2 separate regions of the Mus musculus genome follow, and region 2 is linked to region 1. Evidence: chromatin loops called from intact Hi-C (ENCODE). Cell type or tissue: left cerebral cortex. All regions are shown on one strand.

Region 1 (5,000 bases):
TTTAGGATATAATAAAGGTAATAATGCTGTGGAAAAAAGCATAATCTTTGGCTATAAAAACAGTAAATACAACAGTAAGATACGATAAAATGGGACTGGAGAGACGGTTCTGTGATTAAAAGCATAAATTGTTCATGCAAAGGATCCAAGGTTCCTAGCAGGTACCCATGGCGGCTTACAGCTGCCTGTAACTCAGGCTCCAAGGGAACTAACAGGCTTGGCTGAGAGCAACTTTGCTCCTACATACTATGCACCTACGGACATTTACTCACACACACACACACACACACACACACACACACACACACACAATTATAAGTAAGGATAAATCTCAAAAAAGACAATAAAAAGTTACATTTGACTTAGGACTCATAATTGAAACTAACATTTGAATAGAGAAAAAATAAAAATGATCACATTTCCAAAGCATTAAAGATGTTTATTCTTGTTAGAAAGAACAAACAGTTGAAAATTGTAAAAAGATTATAAGCATGTACATCATGGTCATAAGGGACAGATTTCAAACAGAAGAACTTGGAGTCAAGAGTCATAACACAATTCCTAGAGCCTATCACCTACTTAGTGAGTTACTTACTAATTATGAATTATGTCATGGCTCATCCCAACATTTGGGTTTTGTCCTCGCGTTAACTTCACGACTCAGGCATGGTGATATACACTACTAATGGCAGTACTCAGGAGACAAAGGCAGGTGGCTCTCTTGTAAGTTACAAGGCCTAGCCTGGTCAACATATCAAGTTCTAGACCAGGCAACCAGAGTTACAAAGTGAGACCCTGTTGTTAAAAAAGCATGATGTGGGCCACTGAGATCACTCAGCCAGTCAGGGTGTCTCTGCGGCCAAGCCTGGTGACCTGAGCTCAGTCTCCAGAACCCAGCAAGGGTGAAAGCAGAGAGCTGACTCCTGCAGTCTTGTTTCTCCTGCCTTTGAACTTCATATAAATGGAACTATAACCATGATCTTTTCAGAAGTCAATAGAAAAAAATCCTAACATCATACTCACATGAAGAGTTCTGGGAAGGCGTGGACCCAAACAATGGACTGGGATTCTTCATTTCGTGAGGCAACGTTGCCTAAAAACTGCAGGCCACATCGAAAAGCTAGGAATATAAAAAAGTAAAAGCTGAAGATAACAGACTCAACATAGTGAATAAATACATCTTAGTAAGAAACATTTCCAATGTTATAGAACTGGGGAGAGAGGGAGAGGAGAGACAAAAGAGGGGAAGAAGAGGGTGGAGGGAGAGAGGCATGAAGGGGAAGAAGGAGAGATGGGAGGGGAGAAGAGAGAGGAAGAAAGTGACTGACTGATAGATTGATTGTCTAATAGTCTCACTCCACAATGAAATTCTAAGCATGAGCAGGGCAGTGGTGGCGCACGCCTTTAATCCCAGCACTTGGGAGGCAGAGGCAGGCCTGGTCTACAGAGTGAGTTCTAGGACAGCCCGGACTATACAGAGAAACCCTATCTTGGAAAAAAAAGAAAAAAGAAAAGAAAAAGAAATTCTAAGCATAAAATTAATATGCCTCATCAAAACAACACTACATGAAATTAACTTCTAAAAGATTATAAACTCAAATATAATTACATGAAATATCATTGGAATATGTGCTCCAATTAAAAGATGACTACAAATTAGATCACGTCTGCACATGTCTGTAATCAAGGCACCTCCAGATGCTGAGACAGGAGGATCATGCTAATAAAAAACATGCCCACTCAGGAGGCAGAGGCAGGCGGATTTCTGAGTTCAAGGCCAGCCTGGTCTACAAAGTGAGTTCCAGGGCAGCCAGGGCTATACAGAGAAACCCTGTCTCAAAAAACAAAACAAACAAACAAACAAACAAAAACCATGACAAGACCAGTCTGGCCCAAAGTTTGGAAAGTGACCACAGCAAAGGCTAGGGAGTGGTGGAACACGGACTCCACTTACTTCAGGCAAGAAGGGGACATGGTACAGTCACTTGGGAAAACAGTTCGCCAATTTCTCACAAGTGAAACACATAAGGTCACAGCAACATCATTAACAAAGTATCAAGACACACATGAAAGTGATATTCGTGCAATTAAGGCAGAGGCTGAAAATTACCAAGGACCTCCATTCAGGGGCTGCTTTAGCCTAAAAATAGGAATAAACAAAAAGTCTACAGTGCACTTTAGAATTAATAATGGCCACACATAGTGACAAGTAGTCTTTTTTGAAAGAGAAAGCTAAGGAATTTGCAATCACCATTTATGAAGAGTACAAAAGTATCACTGCCAGCAAGACAAAAGACCCAAGAGCTAAAAAAAAAAAAAACCAAACAAATCAAACGATCATATCCCACACTACCAACGAAAGGCTAATGCTTGTAGGATATTTAAATTCGTACGTTGTCTGCATTCTTGAAAACGCTTATTTATTTGAAAGTTATTTTTTAAGATTTACTTATTATATGTAAGTACACTGTAGCTGTCTTCAGACACACCAGAAGAGGTTGTCAGATCTCATTACAGATGGTTGTGAGCCACCATGTGGTTGCTGGGATTTGAACTCGGGACCTTCGGAAGAGCAGTCACTGCTGAGTAATCTCTCCAGCCCGAAAGGTTTTTTTTTTAAATAAGAAAATATACAAATTTTAAGAAAAGCTTACAAATGTTGCTTCACCAAAGTCAGTATTAAAGAAAAAAACAAACCATAGTTCTACATTCAGGAAACAATCAAGCATAAAGACATCGGGCTAAGGGATACAAAGAGTGATACCCTTGCCAAGATCCTGGGCTCAGGTCTCAACCTCCAGTAAGAGGGGAGGATGACATGGGACCAGGGCAAGGACACCATTTATGAAAGTACCATGGGCTGGAGAGATGGCTCAGCGGTTAAGAACACTGACTGCTCTTCTGAAGGTCCTGAGTTCAAATCCCACCAGCAACCACATGGTGGCTCACAACCATCCATAATAAAATATGATGCCCTCTTCTGGAGTGTCTGAAGACAGCTACAGTATAGACACATATAATAAATAAATAAATCTTTTTTTAAAAGTACCAATATATGGGGCTGGAGAGCTGCCCAGCAGTTATGAGCACTAGCTGCTCTTGTAGAGGATCCAGGGTTCCCAGCACCCACATGGCAGCTGGTGGCCACCTACAACTCTAGTTCCAGGGGCTTGGACATCCTCCATGTGGTACACAGATACATGCAGGCAAAAGGCATACAAGCAAATCTAAAAGGAAAGTGTTTTTAAGTGCCAAAATATGAGTGACAGTGATGAGTACACTATCTAAGAAGGAATTACAAAATAAGATGGAGGTGTTGAAGTACAACTAAGTAAGGAAAGGACTAGGCAGAGCATGTGACTCAGCTTCTATAAAGAGGTTAAATGTAACTGTCGGTCTAGATCCAAGTAGAAGAGAGTACACACACACACACACACACTTATCACTGCACATCCTGCTTGATGTGCAATATTTGTTGGAAACTTAGTAAAGCCATTCTAAAAATGTATATGAAGATACAGAGGGCTGTTAATAGCTATGACACTGTCGGAAAGTAAAAAGAGAACCTATGCTCACAGACTCACAGACTACGACCGGCTAGTTCAGTTAACGGTAGGTACAACAGGGTGGAACCAAGACAGAAAGAACTAAACAGAGCAGTGGACTAGAACAAGAACTTGACTGGAACCAATACTAAGAAGAGTATTGGCAGCCAGTCATTAAATAAGCGATGTTCTATATGAGAATTAGCAGTGGGGTGCCCAGGTATCGGCACAGAAACCCTGACAATGCTGTACTTCCTCACACAGGACAGAAAATCCCATTCTAGCCACTGATCTGAACATACGCACCAAAGTCAAAATATTTAAAAACACTGGACAGTTTTTAAATATTAATAAATTTTAAATATAGTAACACTTTTTCTCAGATGACACCATGCAATAAAAACAGAAATATTGCCGGGCAGTGGTGGAGCATGCCTTTAGTCCCAGCACTTAGGAGGCAGAGGCAGGCAGATTTCTGAGTTTGAGGCCAGCCTGGTCTATAGAGTGAGTTCTAGTTCCAGGCTAGCCAGCTACACAGAGAAACCATGTCTCCAAAAACCAAAAACCAAAAACCAAAAAAAAAAAAAAACAGAAATATTACCACAAAATAGGAAGATAAAATACACAACTACCTTCAGACTCACAGCATATTCAAAGAGCTCCTAATAAACCTTTGTTTTTCTTTTGTTTCTTCTTGAGACAGGGTCTCACTGTGTAGTCCTGGCTGTCCTGGAACTCACTACGTAGACCAGGCTGGCCTCAGAACTCACAGAGATCCACCTGCCTCTGTCTCTGCCTCCCAAGTGCTGAGATTAAAAGTATGAGCCGTTCCACCTGGCTACAAACCATTTTTAAAAGACAGATAAGACAACAGAAAAACAGGGAAATAAAAAAGCTTTATGGAGAAAAATATCTGACAAGATCCAAAAATGGAAAGATAGGGGGGTGCTCTCAAGACACTCCTGCTGCCAGCAGTGTCCCCGAGACTTACTGGACGCCCTCCTCTGCTCTGCTCTGCTCTAGGGACAGTTTCTCCAGGCCCAGCTCCCACAAAGCACTGCATCAGCAATGCTAGCAGCCAGCACCCCAAAACTAAATAATTTAATATAATTTAAGGAAACTGAACACAAGATTCAAGTTTATACCAATAGATAAAAATACTGAATAAAGAAAGAATTAAATTCAAGGGCTTCTCATAGCCTGTTCTTAGAATTTTATTTTCTTCTGTCCACTCTGAGTCCTTACAAATTAGTCCATACCAAAAGTGGGACGTGAGGCACAAGTGCACTCGGAGATCCTGTCGCTTGTTCTCATTTCAGGAGGGACCGAAACTTAACGTTCTTGGTAATTCTGGTTTTATTTTGTTTCCATTTACTAAGACCATGGAACTGTCAGAATTCTTGCCAGGCATTTCAAGAAAGTGCCGAAGACCCAAATTTACTAAGCAATCCACTG
Region 2 (5,000 bases), 54 kb before region 1:
GGTGGGGAGGGTAAACATCAAGATTCTAGGTAGCTAACGGGCACTGGTGGCTCATGCCCTGAGACTAGGAAGAAATGCTATACTGTGCTAGATGCTAAGAATAGTCATTATGATAGGAGAGATAGGTAAGGGGGGGATTACAGGGAGAGACAACTAATGCTGAAGGCCATCTGAAAAAACCACCTGAAGCCCACCACTGTAGAAGAGTCCTAAAATATATACAAACATGAAAGAAAGGTGCTGGGAAACCTCACCCCTAAGCCCACGTTCAGTAACCTGGAGAGACACAGCAGGTCCCGTCATCAATAGCTACCCAAACACAACATATTTCCATTGTTGAGAAAAGTCAAATATTCTCCCCTCATGCATGAGCTATACCCCCTTGAAAAAGACAGTACCTCCTCTTCCTGCCCTCTCTCCCTTCCCACCCTCCCTCAGAGGGAGCCTCTGCACATCCACCAATCGACTGACCTCATGAGATCTGCCGCATGTGTGACTGTGGCATCCACCACTGAAGACATAACAAATGGTGTCACCAAATAACCGTGAAGACAATGCCTCAAGTAAACATCCTATGCCACCAAGTAAAACTTCCACTGGCAGGAATGAGTTACATCTCACTGAGTCATTGGCCAAAGGGGCTTCATGGGATCCCCACCCTGCCAAATGTCACAGGCTATCAGTTGTGACCAAGGCTATCAGTTGCTCTGTACAACCTGATGGCAAGGCCCAACTGCTGAAAACAGCATTTACTTATGTCATGAAACATGGAGAAGTCAAGCTGGTGCCTCACTGAGGAGCTGTATCCCGACCAACTAGAATTCAGTCCTGGAAAGCACTCTACACACTCAGTATCGCCCTGACCCACCTGCAAGATAGACTGGCGCACCAGCAGCACAAGTGTCATGGCAGTAACTGACTTTTTGCTTGTGTTCAAAGCCCACTCCATGAGAGGAAACCCATACCTCACACTGCCAAAACAACCAAGAACTTTAGACTAGCTAAATCATGGACCTAGAGGGAAACGTAATACTTTATTTCTGCTAAAGGAACACAGCAATAAAATGATTCCTAATGACATACTGCTATACCCATAATTACATTTTAATAAAAACTTTACTGAACAGTGAATTACTTGGCCGTGTGTTATTAGAAAGACTGATCATTTTCCCACCAGCTTAGGTTTTCTGAACTAAATGTTTTTGGAAATAAAGGCTCTAACAATAAAAGCTCTGACCAATTGACATATTCCAGGGTCATCCATAGAGGGTGTTGAAACTGAGCAAGGCGGAATCAACAGAGTACTAACTATGAAGACAGGGAAGATGGACGAGTACATACCCAACATGTCGTGGGGGAAGAGTGGCACAGAAAGCTCCTCAAGAACTGTATGGCACACTGCAAGGGACAGGGCTCTGAGACCTCATCCCTCAATAACCCTCCTCACCCAGGAAACTGCCAGGGAAGAAAAGCATGTGCGGACAAAGTGTGAAAAACAACCCACTGCAGCACGCCACAGCACACTGCAGTGCTATAGCACACTGCAGCACGCCTCAGCACACTGCAACACACCACAGAACACTGCAGCACACCATGGCACACTGCAGTGCTATAGCACACCGCAGCATGCCTCAGCACACTGCAGTACACAACTGAGTAAGTCAGTTGTTATGCAAACCGCAGTAGTTCTTCAAAAATATAGCTGTGTTCTTGGGCAGCTAGAATAGCAGTTCTCAACCTGTGGGCCAAGACCCCTTGGGAGAGTGTCAAACAACTTTTCCATAGGGGGTGCATATCAGATACCCTGCATATCAAATATTTACATTAAATTTCTTAACAGTAGCAAAATTACAGTTATCAAGTAGTAACAAAAATAATTTATGGTTGGGATCACCACAATATGAGGAACTGTATTAAAGGGCTGCAGTTTTAAGAAAGTTGACCCCATGATTAATGCGAAATATTTTCTAAGTTCAGCTATTAAGTTCCAAGAAGCTCACTATATACCAAAGACAGTAATAAAGACAAGCATCTTTATATCTGTGATGCCCAGTGGTAAACTGCCCCTTACCTTTTTTTTTTTTAAATGACAACTGCACAGGAATTTAGACAATTTTCTCACAAAATCTTCCACCATCTGGTATGCTTTACTTAAATGATGAATGAAGTCAGCTAGTTTTAAAGACTATTTTTAGACTATTTAAAGACTTTACTTCTAGACACAAGACTAAAAATAATCCAACAAACACATAACACCCACTACCCAACTGGTCTTAAATGAGGAGACTGTGCAGAGGCGGGAACTCGGGCAGCATTTGAAGAATGAACGCTCACGCAGTGCGTCCCTACAAAAGGTGTCTGCTGACACTTTCCCCAGTTACAAACCAAGCAGACACTTCAAACTAGATGTCAAAGCATGGCCAGGGATTTGGATTTGAGCACTGGAGTCCACAGGAGGGGCTCTGCCTTAGCCTTTTTCTTCGTGGACCTTCTCTCAACCAAGGAGCCATGGCAGGAAAGCCACTGGGGGTCACAAGGACAGGGAGGGGAGACTGGCACTGTCATCTGCACAGCTTCAAGGGATGATGGCCGCCTCTCACACGAAAGTCGGGGAAACGAACCAAACCAAAGCTCCATCCCAACCAGAGGCCGGCCGCCTGAGTCAAATGTGAGAAGACAGACTAGGACAGTACCCAGCTTCTAGAAGGTACCATGAGTGAAAGGCATCAATACAATCACTCCGAGTTATACTTTTACTTATGGCATTCTGTTGTATTCTTTGTAGAAAAGTTTAAACCTGTTGATTCATTAGTGTTGGCTTTCTAGGACTGTCATTTCTTAAAGGCAGTTTAATAAAGTAAACCATCAAAGATGGCCAGTGACATATTTAAAGAGCTTTACATGAAAGCCCTTTGATTTGAAGCAGAAGAAAATATGAATAGAAAAGCACTTCTTTAACGCACTTGAGTACACACTACTTAAACCTCCACTCCACCTAGATGCAGCTTCCCAGCCACAAGATACGACTTGAGAAAGCTTAACACAAAAAGGGATGGGAAACCATGGCAGTGGCTGAGAAAGCATGCAGCTCTGAGTTGTTCTGGCACAACTGTGCTGACAGGCACAGCTCCACTGAGATGAAAAACAACCTACACAGCGAGCCTGTAAAAATACGCACTCCATCTTGCCTGCTTAAGGTGCAATTCCCACCCATAATGCCTCACCTTACAACGCTACACTTCAGTGCCTGGACAAACAGCATTCGGTCCTGAATGTGTTTGGTCTTTAATTTTTAACCCATGGTCAGAATCTCAATTTTCTTTGCAATATCTGCTGAGCTCTGGCCTTTAATAACTAAGTCTTGGACCTGGTGCTCAACTTATCTGTGGTGTTAATATCCACTGGAAGACTGACCCTCTGGATCATCTAGGAACCTGCCACACTAGATGGGAACAAGCATCTCACATATGTGTGGACAGGACACTTGTTTGGGGATTATTCTACACTGAGGGTCCTCTGGACATGGCAAGGGATAAGGTTAATGAGAAACCTGGGGAAAACCAAATGTATGTCTTCTCTTATAGAAAAGCTTGCAGAGACTTCTAGGGGAATCATGTGGCTGCCACCATCAAATGGGACAACCTTGAAGTGCCTGCCTGTTACTGAGGTTAGGTCCACACAGCAGACAGATGCAGTTCAGAAGCTACTAGTTCTGCTACAAGATGGTGGCACGATGATGAACTCTGTGTCAGTATCTGATTCTCAGACAGGTATGCAAGGCAGCATCCCCATCCAGCAGAGAAGGAGCAGGAGACTTGGATCGCTTAACTAGTACAAAGTCACACAGCTTAGTGGCTGGCAAAACTCATGTCTGTTTAATTATAACTTTATGCACTCAATTTTTTCCAACTCCGTGAAAATATTTCTCATCTCCAGAAAAAATAATGGCAGGTATGATAGTGTAATGTCTGTAATCCTGGCATTCCAAAGATAGGCAGACGTGGACACACAAAGCTAGTGTGCACTCTATAACAAAGCTCTGTCTCAAACATTAAAAAAAAATTAGGGAGGACGAGGGGCAGAGAGGATGGCTAAAACAATATAAAATAGCTAGATGTTCTGAGATGATGAAGGTCTACTCCAGACACTGAGAAAATTCTATAGACTTCCTTCTTGTTGTTCAGGACTGGAGAGTTTAGAACTTTAGAGCTCTTCTTGGGTCCCCTGAGACAGGTGAAATATACTGAAAACTAGGCTGGAGAGATGGCTCAGCTGTTAAAAGCACTGACTGTTCTTCTAGAGGTCCTGAGTTCAATCCCCAGCAACCACATGGTGGCTCACAACCATGAAAGAAAGGAAGGAAGGAAGGAAGGAAGGAAGGAAGGAAGGAAGGAAGGAAGGAAGGAAGGAAGGAAGGAACTCTCCAGTCCTGAACAACAAGCAGGAAGTCTATAGAATTTCCTCAGTGTCTGGAGGAGACCTTCATCATCTCAGAACATCTAGTTATTTTATAAGGGATCTTTCTTCATGGATCATTTTGGTGCTGACATCTAAAAGTCAGAAATCCCTTCTTTTTTCTTTTTTAAAACATTTTTTATTTTAAAAAAATCCATAAAACAGATTTTGAACATGTATTCCCCTCCCCTAATTTTTCTCAGATCTTCTCCACTTCAGTTCTTTTAAGAGAAGGAAGGGAGGGAGGGAGGGAGAGAGGGAGGGAGGGAGGGAGGGAGAGAGGGAGGGAGGGAGGGAGGGAGGGAGGGAAACATATACACAAAAAGAAAACAGAACAAAACAACAACAAAAACCAAGCAAATGACAGATAATAATAATAAAAAATGCCCAAACAAAGCCACAGACCATGTATAAATTAAGACTAAAGGACACGGCTCTCTTCTCTCTTGCTCTTTCTCTGCTTCCCTTCCCCCTCTCCACATGCTCATGGCCTGCCCCGCCCCCCCTCTCTCTCTGCCTCTACTACCCTCTTGACTCCCTTCCCC

What was found. A loop is a pair of places that touch in the nucleus more often than their neighbours do. Peaks named below come from ENCODE experiments on the same cell type or tissue, not always from the same donor. Only the 100,000 strongest peaks of a DNase experiment are listed, where the experiment ranks them.
Region 2: it touches region 1 in a loop (10-fold over the local background); 1 of 42 quality-filtered maps calls a loop at or near these places.

The regions. Positions count from the first base shown.
Region 1 is chr15:85,371,442-85,376,441 of GRCm38, reverse strand. It overlaps Atxn10 (ataxin 10), which reads right to left. Exons shown (of 12, transcript NM_016843.4): 4 at 1,024-1,120. Among named protein-coding and RNA genes, the nearest start is that of Gm23517, 23 kb to the right of the region's middle. In left cerebral cortex, a CTCF peak has its summit at 2,968 (motif pointing left); a DNase peak (open chromatin) is centred at 3,144.
Region 2 is chr15:85,425,636-85,430,635 of GRCm38, reverse strand. All of the region lies in intron 9 of Atxn10 (ataxin 10), which reads right to left. Among named protein-coding and RNA genes, the nearest start is that of 7530416G11Rik, 75 kb to the left of the region's middle. In left cerebral cortex, no CTCF peak of the experiment used is centred here; DNase peaks (open chromatin) are centred at 2,293 and 3,095.